Linked DNA regions of Homo sapiens: region 1 is linked to region 2. A link is an interaction called in ENCODE POLR2A ChIA-PET data of the cell type or tissue named here. Cell type or tissue: Panc1. All regions are shown on one strand. Each heading gives the region's core, and the rest is flanking DNA. Links, peaks and the distances in the headings are about the cores only.

Region 1 (5,890 bases), core at 1,391-3,890, 140 kb before region 2:
TCCCTGTGTTGAGAAGAACCATGTGCTAATTAGAACCTCAGATGTGAGCGATTACACATTCTATTAAATTAAAACTTCTACTTGTCATGGCAATATCTTAACTAAGTGTCCTCATTATTACTAAATTAACAAAAATTATTTGCCAGATGAGTCTAGAACACAGTTTCTCTTCTAATGCAATAAGTGTTTTTCTTCTCGTAGTGTCTTAGGTTTTGCTCACTTTTTTTCTGTGTATTTCATATAGCTCTGCTATGGACTGGTCACTTTCTTGCAATAGGATCCAATTTAAGTTGTAGAAAATTCTGTTTCCTATGTAGTTTTTCAAAATTTGCATTAAAAAGAGTGAAATCATCTGTGGTGTGATAAAGAGCCTTTTGCTTTCTCTGATATTCTATGAATTCCTGCTGCCAGCATTAGGTTTAGCGAGGTGTGCATCTCTCTGTTTGTGACAGACTGTAGTTCCTTGTGCTGTCAGGATAGTGGTCTCTACATTCATAACCCAAGTTCTCTAAAAGAAGAAGATATTGAGAGATTGGCATCAGGAGGGAGGGTGTTATCCTCTGGTGTTTTGGCAAGAAATGGTACTTCCTATTTGTGAATTCTACTAAAAATGCATGTCATTTAGATATATGCATTAGGTCCATTATACTTGCAGAGAAAGGAGTAGTTTGAGGACTTGGCTATTTATCAATTTCACACTCAATGTTGCATTTACCATGTTGGCATACAGTGAATATTATCACTGGGTCAGACGTAATACAGAATTTTAAAGTTCTTTTCAAATTAGCAGCAATTTCATCATTATTGTCAGAGAAAACAATGTGACAAATGAGATTGCCTTCAAACTTGGATACAAGCTAAGTAAACTGAAGGCATGAAATAATTTAAAATAGGTTCCAGTGACAGTGACAAATCTTTTATATTTATAAAGCTTGTGAATGATTAAATCATAATGTCAACATGCCCATAATTTTTAAACAGTAGACTATACCTGTAACAATAATTATAGGTATTTAGACACTTGCTCACTCTAATAAAATAACAATTTAATGGAGGCGGCGTCTATTTTCCAGGTTTAGCTCAGATAGAAACTGAGTCAGAACCTATCGTATGACATATCATACTCTTTGGAGATATAATTTTATGTTTTATATTCAATTCTTATGTGAATTTAATATTTCATCCAGAAAGTAATAGGGACAGAGGAAAGAAAGAAATCAAGGAGGCCAGGACAGTCCAGAAAGCAGGAGTATGAAATATGCACAGGAGACTTCATCTAAAATTTTAGACCTAGTCTAAAACGTATCAATAAAATAAGTTACTATTACCAAATATGATTTGGGGGAAAAAAATCCTGTCTTTTAATCTTCCAGGTTAGAAATTCTCCGGCAAACTGATTAGAGTGACCTCTTCTGAAGTTTCAGAAGAAAATTCTTTAACTGGAAGCAGACACTGTATTTTCTCTGTCTCATAAAGGATGTTTTTATAATAAGAATTTGCATTCCACAAGACACTGGAGTTTTGTCACAGTTTCATTTAACCATGAATCACTCCAAACAGGTCATGCTCTCCCCCTCCCGTCCCTGCTTCTCACATAACTATATCTTTAGACCTGTTTAGCTTTGAAAAACATGTTTCCTAACACACAGCTTATCTTTATAAAAGCGTATTTGGGTTCACAGTGTCTGAGAAATGTACCATGACCGCTTTTTGACCCACTGACACAGCTGTAGGTTTTACCATTTTGCTTACTACAATGCCCTGGATAGCATTTCAAATACATAGAGTCATGACCCTTATTGTTTGCCGGATGGGCTGTGAAATGTATGCTAATGTTCATAATAGGATTATACAAGGTTGTTTTATTGTCTGAAATATAATATGAGCATTATACTCTATGCTTCTTCCCCACAATGGGTTTTCCCTTTAACGAGTATTAAGAAGTCTAATTTTGATTAAGTAAATATTACCTTTCAGCTTTACGAATGATGGTTCATCTAGGTACATACTTTAATGGCATTAAGGGTGGAAAACAAGAATTAACCAAATAAACTAAAGTACAAAGAACATACTATAATATAGAACAATGTATGACAACTTATTGTATATACATATTTCATGCTAGAATTGAATGTAATGATTCAACTTAAGTCAAATATGGGACAAAGAAATGTTTGTACGTTATGAAGGTGAGACTTAAAAATACAGAATGCAGGGTGTAACCATGGTGCTACTGTCCTTCAGTCCCTTTGTTTTCTGCTTTATATCTAGCTATTTGGGTATGATCCTATAACTTTTCTTCATGTGGGTTTCTACCGAATATAAATACTGAGTTTGGAATTTGGCTTCAAGTCGTATATTTGGGAGGGAACAGCAGGTCACATAGTGAAGGCATGGGGAGGTGAGATAGATAAGGAATAATGCCAGTAAAGGGCATGTCACAGAGGGGCACGCTGCTGTGAGCAACTGAGTCCGCAGAACAGGGTCTGGAGGCAGGGAACCTAAGGCCGTTTCATGCTGACTTCCTAGGACTAAACTGAAAGTAAAACCCTAACTTTCCATGCCTAAGTAGCAAAAGGACCAGAGGCAAACCCTTTGCAAACTCCCACCTGTTCCTCATGGGCAGATAGGAAATTGAAAGTACCTCTGATTGGTTGCTTTTTGCAACCAGACGCAAACAGACGTTTGCATAAGACTGTAACTTTGTAACTTCACTTCAGCTTCTGATTGGTTGCTGTCCACAACTAGCCAGATGTTTGTATAGGTGTGTGACCTTTGTAACTTCACTCCAGCCTCTGATTGGTTGCAGTAAGCAACCAATAGGGGGCCACCACTTCATTTATGTGAAGGTGAACATTTATATGAGGTGAACACCAAGTGGCCAATGGGAAACTTCTAGGGTGTATTTGAACCCGAGAAGATTCTGTATCTGGGGCCCTTGAGCTGCTGCTCAAGCCGGGTCCCACACTGAAGAGTATACTTTCATTTTCAATAAATCTCTGCTCTTTCATTGCTTCGTTCTTTCCTTACTTTGCTGTGCATTTTGTCCAATTCTTTGTTCAAAATGCAAGAACCTGGACAACTTGCAGTCAAGACCCTCTACTGGTAACACAACTAGGGCTCAATTTCATTGGGGATTATGTGGGACACTCTGTGGAACATGCCTCAGAATTGACCCAATGAGGAGCAAAGAAAATCAGGTATTTATTCACCAATTACATTTCTTATTGTTTGAGGGCCATTCCTCAGGTATCACGTCTGGTGTGCTGGACAAGCATGCTCAACCTATCAGAGAGAGTTGTCAGGCTGAGAAATGCAGCAGGTCATAGGCATGTCCAGAAACTCTGCAGTGAATTCTGGTGTGGGCAGAGAACCCACAGCCTCTGCTGCACATGTCATGGCCATGGTGTAGCTACATCTTTGCTGTGGTATGCTGGAACCAGAGCTTGGGATCTCAGAGAACCCAGCTTGTATCTGGTTCTACCATTCAGTTATGGTGAATGGTTTTTATATGCCTACAGCTTTAGGCCATACTGTATTAATTTGACCTATTAGGGGTTAGAGATGGAAACTCCATTTTCCTGTCTATAAAACCAACATGAGAGAGTTATTGCATGAATGCCATCTGATAATAGCTGCATGAAAAGCATATAAAATAGTTCCTAGCTCACAATAAACAGCCCACAGATTTTAGGGTCTATCCCCATCCCCCTACTCCTGTCTGTTTCCCTTTTATCAGTAATATTGTCAGTATGTAGTAGACAGTGAATACAATTCGGGGTTAATGTACATCAGGGTTCCCCAGGATCACCCTCAGGATTCCTGAGCTGTTATGCTGACAGTCACAGTTTATTATGGTGAAATAATGTAGATTAAAATCAGCAAAGGAAAAAGACACATAGGGAGGAGCCCAGGAGACACCAGGAACAAGATTCCAGTAGTCCTCCCCCAGTGGAGTCATATAAACAACACTCAATTCTCCCAGCAATGATGTGTGGCAACACTTGTAAAGTGTTGCCAACCCGGGACGTTCACCTGAGCCTTGGTGCTCAGTGCTTTCCTTGGGGGTCAGTCACATAGGCACGAATTGCCCTAGACCTTTGTTCCTTCATGCTCCAGACCCCACAGGCCACAGTGATTTGGTATAGACCAAAGCTCCAGGAGTTATAGGTAATAACTTAAATGATCAGACAGCAATTGAGGGTCTTTAAAGGGTGGCTTAAGTAAAAGAGGGATAAAAAATTGAAGGAGAAAAGAATCTGCCCTGTGTAAAAAAAAACAAACAAACAAACAAACAAAAAAAAAACACAAAAAACTGGCAATGATATTTTTCACAATAAGCAGGAATTTTATTTAGTGAAAGACCCATTCTTTATTCAAGAATGTTTAATTTCTGAAGCTCCAAACCAACACAGTTCTAAGATAGAAGGATCATGAGAGCAGGATCTAACATCATGGTGTCATCAGGGTAAATGCACAAAAAATCAAGAGGCACAGTGATTTCCAGAGAAAGTAATTATTGGGAGGTTTAATGTTTTTCCCCTTAAATTGTGTTGAGCCAACACAAAGCTCTAGGGTAGCACTCCCCAATAAAAATAAAACTCAGGCCACAAATGTGAGCCAAATATATGATTTCAAATTTTCTATTTTTAAAATTTTCTATTTTTAAACAAAAAGTAAGAGATAGGTAATATTGATGTTAACAGCATATTTTATCAACCCAATATGTCCAAAATAAATTACATAACTAGAACAAAATTGTTAAGAGATACTTTACATTCTTATTTTAACACTGAGTCTTTGACATCCGTTTTGTATTTATCTACAGCACATTGTAATTTAGACAAGTCACGTTTCAATTGAACAGTGACTTTCATATTGCACAGAGCAGCTCTGGAAAATAATCATCCTTTTCTCCTATAATCAGTGGGGCTGGTAAGGGCCTCCCATCTGTGCATACTTTACTAAACACTGTCAAATATTGGGTAGAACATAGACTTTAAAAACTCTAATAATACTATTTGACAGCACCATTCTCTTTCCCTTAATTATGCTTGCTGAACATTTTATCAATTTTTTTCAAATATAATGTCTTGAATATATAGTAACATATTAAGCATTTCAATGATAGATTATTATTCCCACATCAAATATTAGGAAATGGTTTCAGAGAAGTTGGGTAACCTGCTCAAAGTCTCAGGGATAGAAGGGGCAAAAACATCAAAACTGCAGTCTGTTTTTCATCTGAGCTTTCCCATGCATCACCCCAAATAATATGGGGCAAAAAGAGTAATGGCTTGTAGCCAAGGTGAACCATGAGACCTAAAGTGACTCAGAAAGGCCTGGCCATAAGGGGGCAGAGCTATAAGCCTTTCAGAGCTCTCTCCTCCAAAGGGAAAAGAATGAAAGTCCTTGGAAAGATTTGCAATTCCATTTGGGGCTTAGATCTTATGATAAGATGTAAGGCCATCACCTTACACTGGTGAAGAATGAAACTATTATTTACAAGTCATTTACAAACACATTTCGATTCATGAAGTCGCATTTCATGTTAATTCCTGGGAACTTCAACCAAGTCTCCAATCATTTTAGGGAGTTGCACTGCTGGAACCCAGAGCATCTCTTGAATCAGTCTAGTGTTTCCAGATATTTAAGGGCAACAAGCCCATGGATTTTTTTTCACCCTTTACCAACCTGGAGTTCTGAAGCAAACTACTGAGGAAAGTAACTAGGTCATAGTCTTTGACCCTTGAAAAGCACAAGCAATTGGTTGACTTCTTTGTCAATCTAGAGTTAATAACTCAATCCCCCACTAACTTACTCACATCCTATTGGTCCCAGGAGGACCTTAGTCACTCCTGGGTCCACTCTGCTGACTTCCTTATCTAAT
Region 2 (5,890 bases), core at 1,439-3,938:
AAGGCAATTACTTCCTTCAAAATGTCATCTTTGGTCTCTTCCTTTTTATTCTTGCTACTTTATTCACAGAACTACCACTCTCTCCTCATTTAAAAAAATGTAATCTTAAAATCCAAGCCCTGTGGTCTGAAGCCTATTTTATAAGAAATCTCTTTCTTTTGGCAATCAGATATTGAGAAACAGTACAAAAATGAATGAGAGACTATATCAGTATTCAACTATACATATATGGTAAAAAAGAAAAACTGAAGCTCTGTGTTCACTCAATTCAAACAGAAGCTTTTACTTTAACATACTGTGCAGCTTAAAGAAAGAGATGACATCAAAACATATGAAATCATGTTAGGGTCATGCTTGGGCATCAATTAATGCCTTCTGTCACAATGTTGACATACTTCTAAACTTTTCATTCTTAAGTCCTTTGGAGAAAAAACACTACTGTCAATTCTCAAGCATTTATATTTAAAAAAAAAACAAAATTTGAATAACCCCAAGTAATAAATAAGCAACAATTATTTAAATTTGATATTCAAATATGTTCTAACATTTTAATATGTGTGTGCCAAGCTTTTCAGGAATTCTATGTCAAATAGAACCCTGACACCAGATCATGAAGACCTAGACAAGTTTAGAGGTTGTCCAAAATCTTTCTTGTCTTTTCTCTCTTTTTTTTTTTTTTTTTGAGACAGAGTCTTGCTCTGTCACCCAGGCTGGAGTGTAGTGGTGCGTGATCTCACTGCAACCTCTGCCTCCTGGGTTCAAGTGATCCTCCTGCCTCAGCCTTCCATGTAGCTGGGACTACAGGCACGTGCCACCACGCCCAGCTAATTTTTGTATTTTTATTAGAGAGAGGGTTTCGCCCTGTTGGCCAGGCTGGTCTCGAACTCCTGACCTCAGGTGATCCACCTGCCTTGACCTTCCAAGTGCTGGGATTATGGATGTGAGCCACTGCACCTGGCCCAAAATCTTTCATACTTGCCATTTCTTACCCTTTTTCCACTTTCCTCTCCCAGCCTGACTGGAAATAATCTGATAAAAGATTTGTCTTCTCTCAAATCTCCCTTGCTTAAAAGAAAGTGAAGACAGTCAAGCATTTTTCAAAGGTCTTTTCTGAATGCAAAACAAGTAAATATTTGAGATGTCAACAATATTACAATTGTTGACATAGGTGCAATAGCCTGTGCAATAGGTAGAATCCATAGGTGCAATCACCTGTGGAGCCCTTCTCTGTAACCCTCCGTGCCCTCTCCTTGTCATTTTTATCCAGAATTTTAGTTCCACCTTTAAAAAATATTAATAATATTTACCAATACGGCTGGACGTGGTGGCTCAAGCCTGTAATCCCAGCACTTTGGGAGGCCAAGGGAGGAGGATCATCTGAGGTCAGGAGTTCAAGAACAGCCTGCTCAACATGGTAAAACCCCATCTCTACTAAAAATACAAAAATTAGCTGGGCGTGCTGGTGGGCACCTGTGATCCCAGCTACTCAGGAGGCTGAGGCAGGAGAATTGCTTGAACCCAGGAGGCAGAGGTTGCAGTGAGTCAAGATCGCGCCACTGTACTCCAGCCTGAGCGACAAGAGCAAGACTCCATCTCAAAAAAAAAAAAAAAAAAGCCATAAACAAAAACTTCTAAAAATAACATTTACCAATACAATTTATGAATTTGCTTATTCACAGTTGCTTCTTTAAAAGGTCATCTTCTTAGATGGTATCTTCATTGAAGGGTGTGACTGGTACACTTTCTTGGTTTTTGCACATTTGATGCTCACTTTCAAATGGTAGTTTAGCTGGTACCGAATTCCTAGGGAGTAACTTTAATGAGGGAATGTTCTTGGCAAACTCTGTTGGGTTTTTGCACATCTGAAAATGTTCTCATTTCATACTCACTTTTAAATGACAGTTTAGCTCAATATGGAATTCTAGTTTCTTTTTCTTTGCATTTTGACAATACTATTCCTTTGTTGTTAAGCATCTAGTTTTGAAGCTGAGATGTCAGCCATCAGCCTAATTGTCATTCCATTGTAGGTAATCCGTCTTTTTTTTTCCTCTTTGGCAACTTTTCAAGTGTTCCACATATCCTTGATGCTCAGCAACTTCAATTAATCTTTCTGAATGTACTTGATGTAATTTTCTCAATACTTGGTATGCACTTTCAATCTGAAAACTCATGTCTTTCTGGCATTATTGAAAGCATCAGTAATAATTCATTTTAATGTTTTTTTTAACCATTCCTCTTTTCTCTCCTTACAAAAAATTATATATATTTAGGGGTCTTTCAGTTTATTGTTCATTACCCTAATTTCTCTTCCAAGATTTTATTCTCTTTACCCAGTCTAAGCAGCATTATGGGTGAATTCCTCAGTAACATCATTCAATTCACAAATCCTACTTTTACTGTGAATAACCAGCTAGAATATTTTTAAATTTCAATGACTGTGTGTTTATTTCATATCCAGGATTTCTAAAATATTTTTCTATACTTATCCGCCTTAATACACAGCTGACTGCCTTTGTTTTATAACTTTTGTTACTTTCCTTAAACTTGTTTATTATGAAGTCAATTTTCATCTTATCAGGAGTTAATCTGAGTTATGATTGCTGTGGCTGTGTCTGTCTTGGCACTGGTTACTCTTGTGTGCTTCAGCGTTTTAGTTTTCAGATTTATTTTGAAGGTTGGGGGAGGTTAGGATTACCGGTCATCCCGATTTGCTCAGGACTAACAGTGTTCCTGGAGCGTAGAACTCCCCATGGTAAAAGTGGAAAAGCCCCAGCCAAACTAACAAGACTTGGTGTTCTTAGAGGATGCTTGCTTCCTTCTCTCTGGCTAATGGTTTTTAAGTTGCCTCCCTCCCGTCTTCTGTAAGAAGGACTGGTACATCTAGAACTAAGCCTTCTATTGGCAGCTGAAGGCTCTTATCCCACAAAACAATACATTTTCTGAACCAGCAAAAGGCTTAGTCCAGCCCTGGTTGCAAGGCTCTCTCTCCAACCCTGAGCTTTAAGCATTGATCCTGTCTCTTCTGAGCCTTTTTCATGACAGAGGAATGCCAATGCCACCGCAATTTTATGTAAGGAGGCTAACTCAGTCCCCAAACATAAGTTGGTGCTATAACCACTCACCCTCCAGAACCAGACTCCTGACTATCCATGCTTATTTCCAGATCGAGAGAACAGTGGGCCTATAGCTTCAGTCAGGCCCACCTTACCACTGATTCCCTGCTCTCTTTCTATCTCTCAGTATACCCACATCTTTTAAATAGTTAAAAATTATTGTCTATTATATCTTTGTTTGAAAAAAAAAAAGGTAGAGTTAAAGGTAAAGTTGAGTTTCACAAAACCATTTTCTCCAAAAACCTCTATCACAAAAGTCAGACATTTAAACACCATGCCAGTTGAAAGCCTTGTAGAGTCTTTCGAATCTCTATATGGCCACTGATTCCTCTCAGTATTATCTCTGCTCATTCTTATCATGCAACACCATTTAACGTGCAAAAGGAATTTCTCAACTCTTGGAAGTTTAAATATTCATCAACTTCAAGTAGCACAAATACAGCTGAGAATCAGGAATTGAGAAAGAGCACTTGGCAAAAAATGAAAACAGGTGTCTCAAAGTTTACAGAAGAAATTATAGGCCTATTATCCACAGGGAAGTTTATAATTCATCAGCATGTGCAGCCCTTGGGGATGGAGGTTTTATTCATCTTTATATCCTGAGCACTTAGCATAGTGCCTGTCACATATTAGGCACTCAACACGTTTGGAGTGAAGTTGTTTGAACTATAAGGAGAGCTCTATGGGCCTTTATTCAGAGGCTAGTTACTTTTACTTTATAAATATTTGTGACTTGTTTGACAGTACATCAGAAGACAAATAAAAGCAAGAGAGAAAACAGAATAAAACTTTAAAGGCATACGTGGGATTCAAACAGACTAGCTCAAACAGACGTTTATTTGTTAATAGATCCCGAGAGCATCACTATTATGACACGACATAAAAACTAAAAGGTATAATGATTCTCTTGATGCAGGAAGAAAAGATTAAATTACATAAGCATAAGTAGGTTTTGCTTAAAAAGACAAAGTAATAAAACATATATTTTAGAATGATTTCCATATATAATGGGTAAATTTTTTAAAGAGGTGTTTATGCCTGAAGGTATTAAACCCTGAACTGCTTGGAATACTCAAATGCTATGAACAATGCCCTCTTTGAACGTGGTGGAAACAGTTGAAATCTTTCTGCATCACAAGATCTCAGTCACCCACCATTATGATGGAATGGCCAGTTCCAGAAAAGCGTTTTTTTTCCCCCGTTAGTAAGATTTTAACTCCTTCAAGCAAACCACTATATTACCCTTGGTGGTATTTGAGCTGTAAAATACCAACACCTCCCTCAGAAATACAAGTCTGCCTTAAGAACTGCACAGGTAGAAGAGGCTTTTGGCCTCTGCAAGTCATTGGTCTCATTTTCCACCATGGATTTCCTCTGGGTTGCTTGCCTATTTCATATCCCTTTCAATTTCCAAGTCTCCCACTGGCCTCTTGCCTCTGTGTCTGCCACCACTTAAATCCCGCCCACTCTTTTTCCTATTCCTTACTGATTGCCCTAGGAACCCTAATTTAATGAGGCACCCTCTGTGACATCACTAGGCTTACAACAAGTTATGATAATTCTCATTTTATGGATGAAGAAACAGAACTTTGGAGGTCAGTTACAAGCCCATCTAGATAGAAAGTTACAGAGCGCATGAGAATTTATTCCAAGCCTAAATGATTCCAAGAACACCAGGAGTCTTTGCCTCAACCTAACACTACTTCCATCACTTCACTCTGCCTCCCTGGAAGTAACCAGGAGGGTGTTTACTGTGGGCTGCCAAGGGGAAAAGGAAGCATGAACCAAATGGGAGGAGGGACAGCAAAGAGGACAGGCAAACAACCACAGGTAGATGAGCTATGATTTTCAAGTAAAAAGGACTTTAATCACAAATATCTATGCCTTTGTAAACTGTCTAATACATAAGATGATTTAGTTTTTTATGCAAGAAGTCTAGACCACCCTCTATACTTCTCTAGAAATTAGATTTTGTAGTCTTTGGGCCCAAAGAGGACCTCAGCTGAAGAAAAAAAATACAGGGAAAATGTTTTCTGAAGGATCAGTTCGGTTTCAGGGTGTAACAAATAGATGTTCCAGGAGGGTAAAATGATGACATCAGCTGGTCTTTTGCAATCTCCTATAGAATTGTTTCCAACACTGTAACAGCTATGTGTAGTCTTCTCTACATTCTTCAAAAAAAAATGCTTTTTGAAAGTTACTTTTCACAGTTTAGATTTCATACCCATGAAATATGACCTTTGAGTCACCTTAAAATCTTAAACTTTTGATAAATTTTTATCATATTTGTTTATAAATGGTTGTTAAACACGAATGAAGCTCACATGAGTAAATAAATATACTTTTTGTTAAGTACTCATTTCACAAAATTGTAATAAATTGGTCCAAAGACTGCTTCTTCAAATCAGTAAGGAAAAGAAACAACCAAAGGTGAAGGATTCCAGGGAAGCTCACAGAAGGAGAAATCCAAATGACCAATACAAATATGAAGATTTTTCAGCCTCAGCAGAAATCAGTGAAATAACAAAATACAAATGAAAACAATGGTAAAATATGACTTTATACTCATCAAAGTAACCAACTTTGAAAGCCAAAAGTCTGAAAGTACCAATTGTTGGTAAAAATAAGGTAAAATGAGACTTTTACACAACTGACATGGGGTGCAAATTAGTTCAATTACTTGAAAGAGCAATTTGACAATACCTAGCACATTTGAAGATGTTCTACCAGTCAATCTATCAATCTGGGTTTATACCCTAAAAAAAAATTCCTCACAT

What was found. Peaks named below come from ENCODE experiments on the same cell type or tissue, not always from the same donor. Only the 100,000 strongest peaks of a DNase experiment are listed, where the experiment ranks them.
Region 1: POLR2A ChIA-PET joins it to region 2 with 20 read pairs; 2 of 35 experiments call an interaction of 5 or more read pairs at or near these places.

Annotation. Positions count from the first base shown.
Region 1 is chr20:6,558,029-6,563,918 of GRCh38, reverse strand. No RefSeq gene overlaps it. Among named protein-coding and RNA genes, the nearest start is that of CASC20, 130 kb to the right of the region's middle. In Panc1, for the core only: no CTCF peak of the experiment used is centred there; DNase peaks (open chromatin) are centred at 1,688 and 2,628; H3K4me3 peaks cover 658 bases.
Region 2 is chr20:6,419,861-6,425,750 of GRCh38, reverse strand. No RefSeq gene overlaps it. Among named protein-coding and RNA genes, the nearest start is that of CASC20, 3.9 kb to the left of the region's middle. In Panc1, for the core only: no CTCF peak of the experiment used is centred there; no DNase peak of the experiment used is centred there.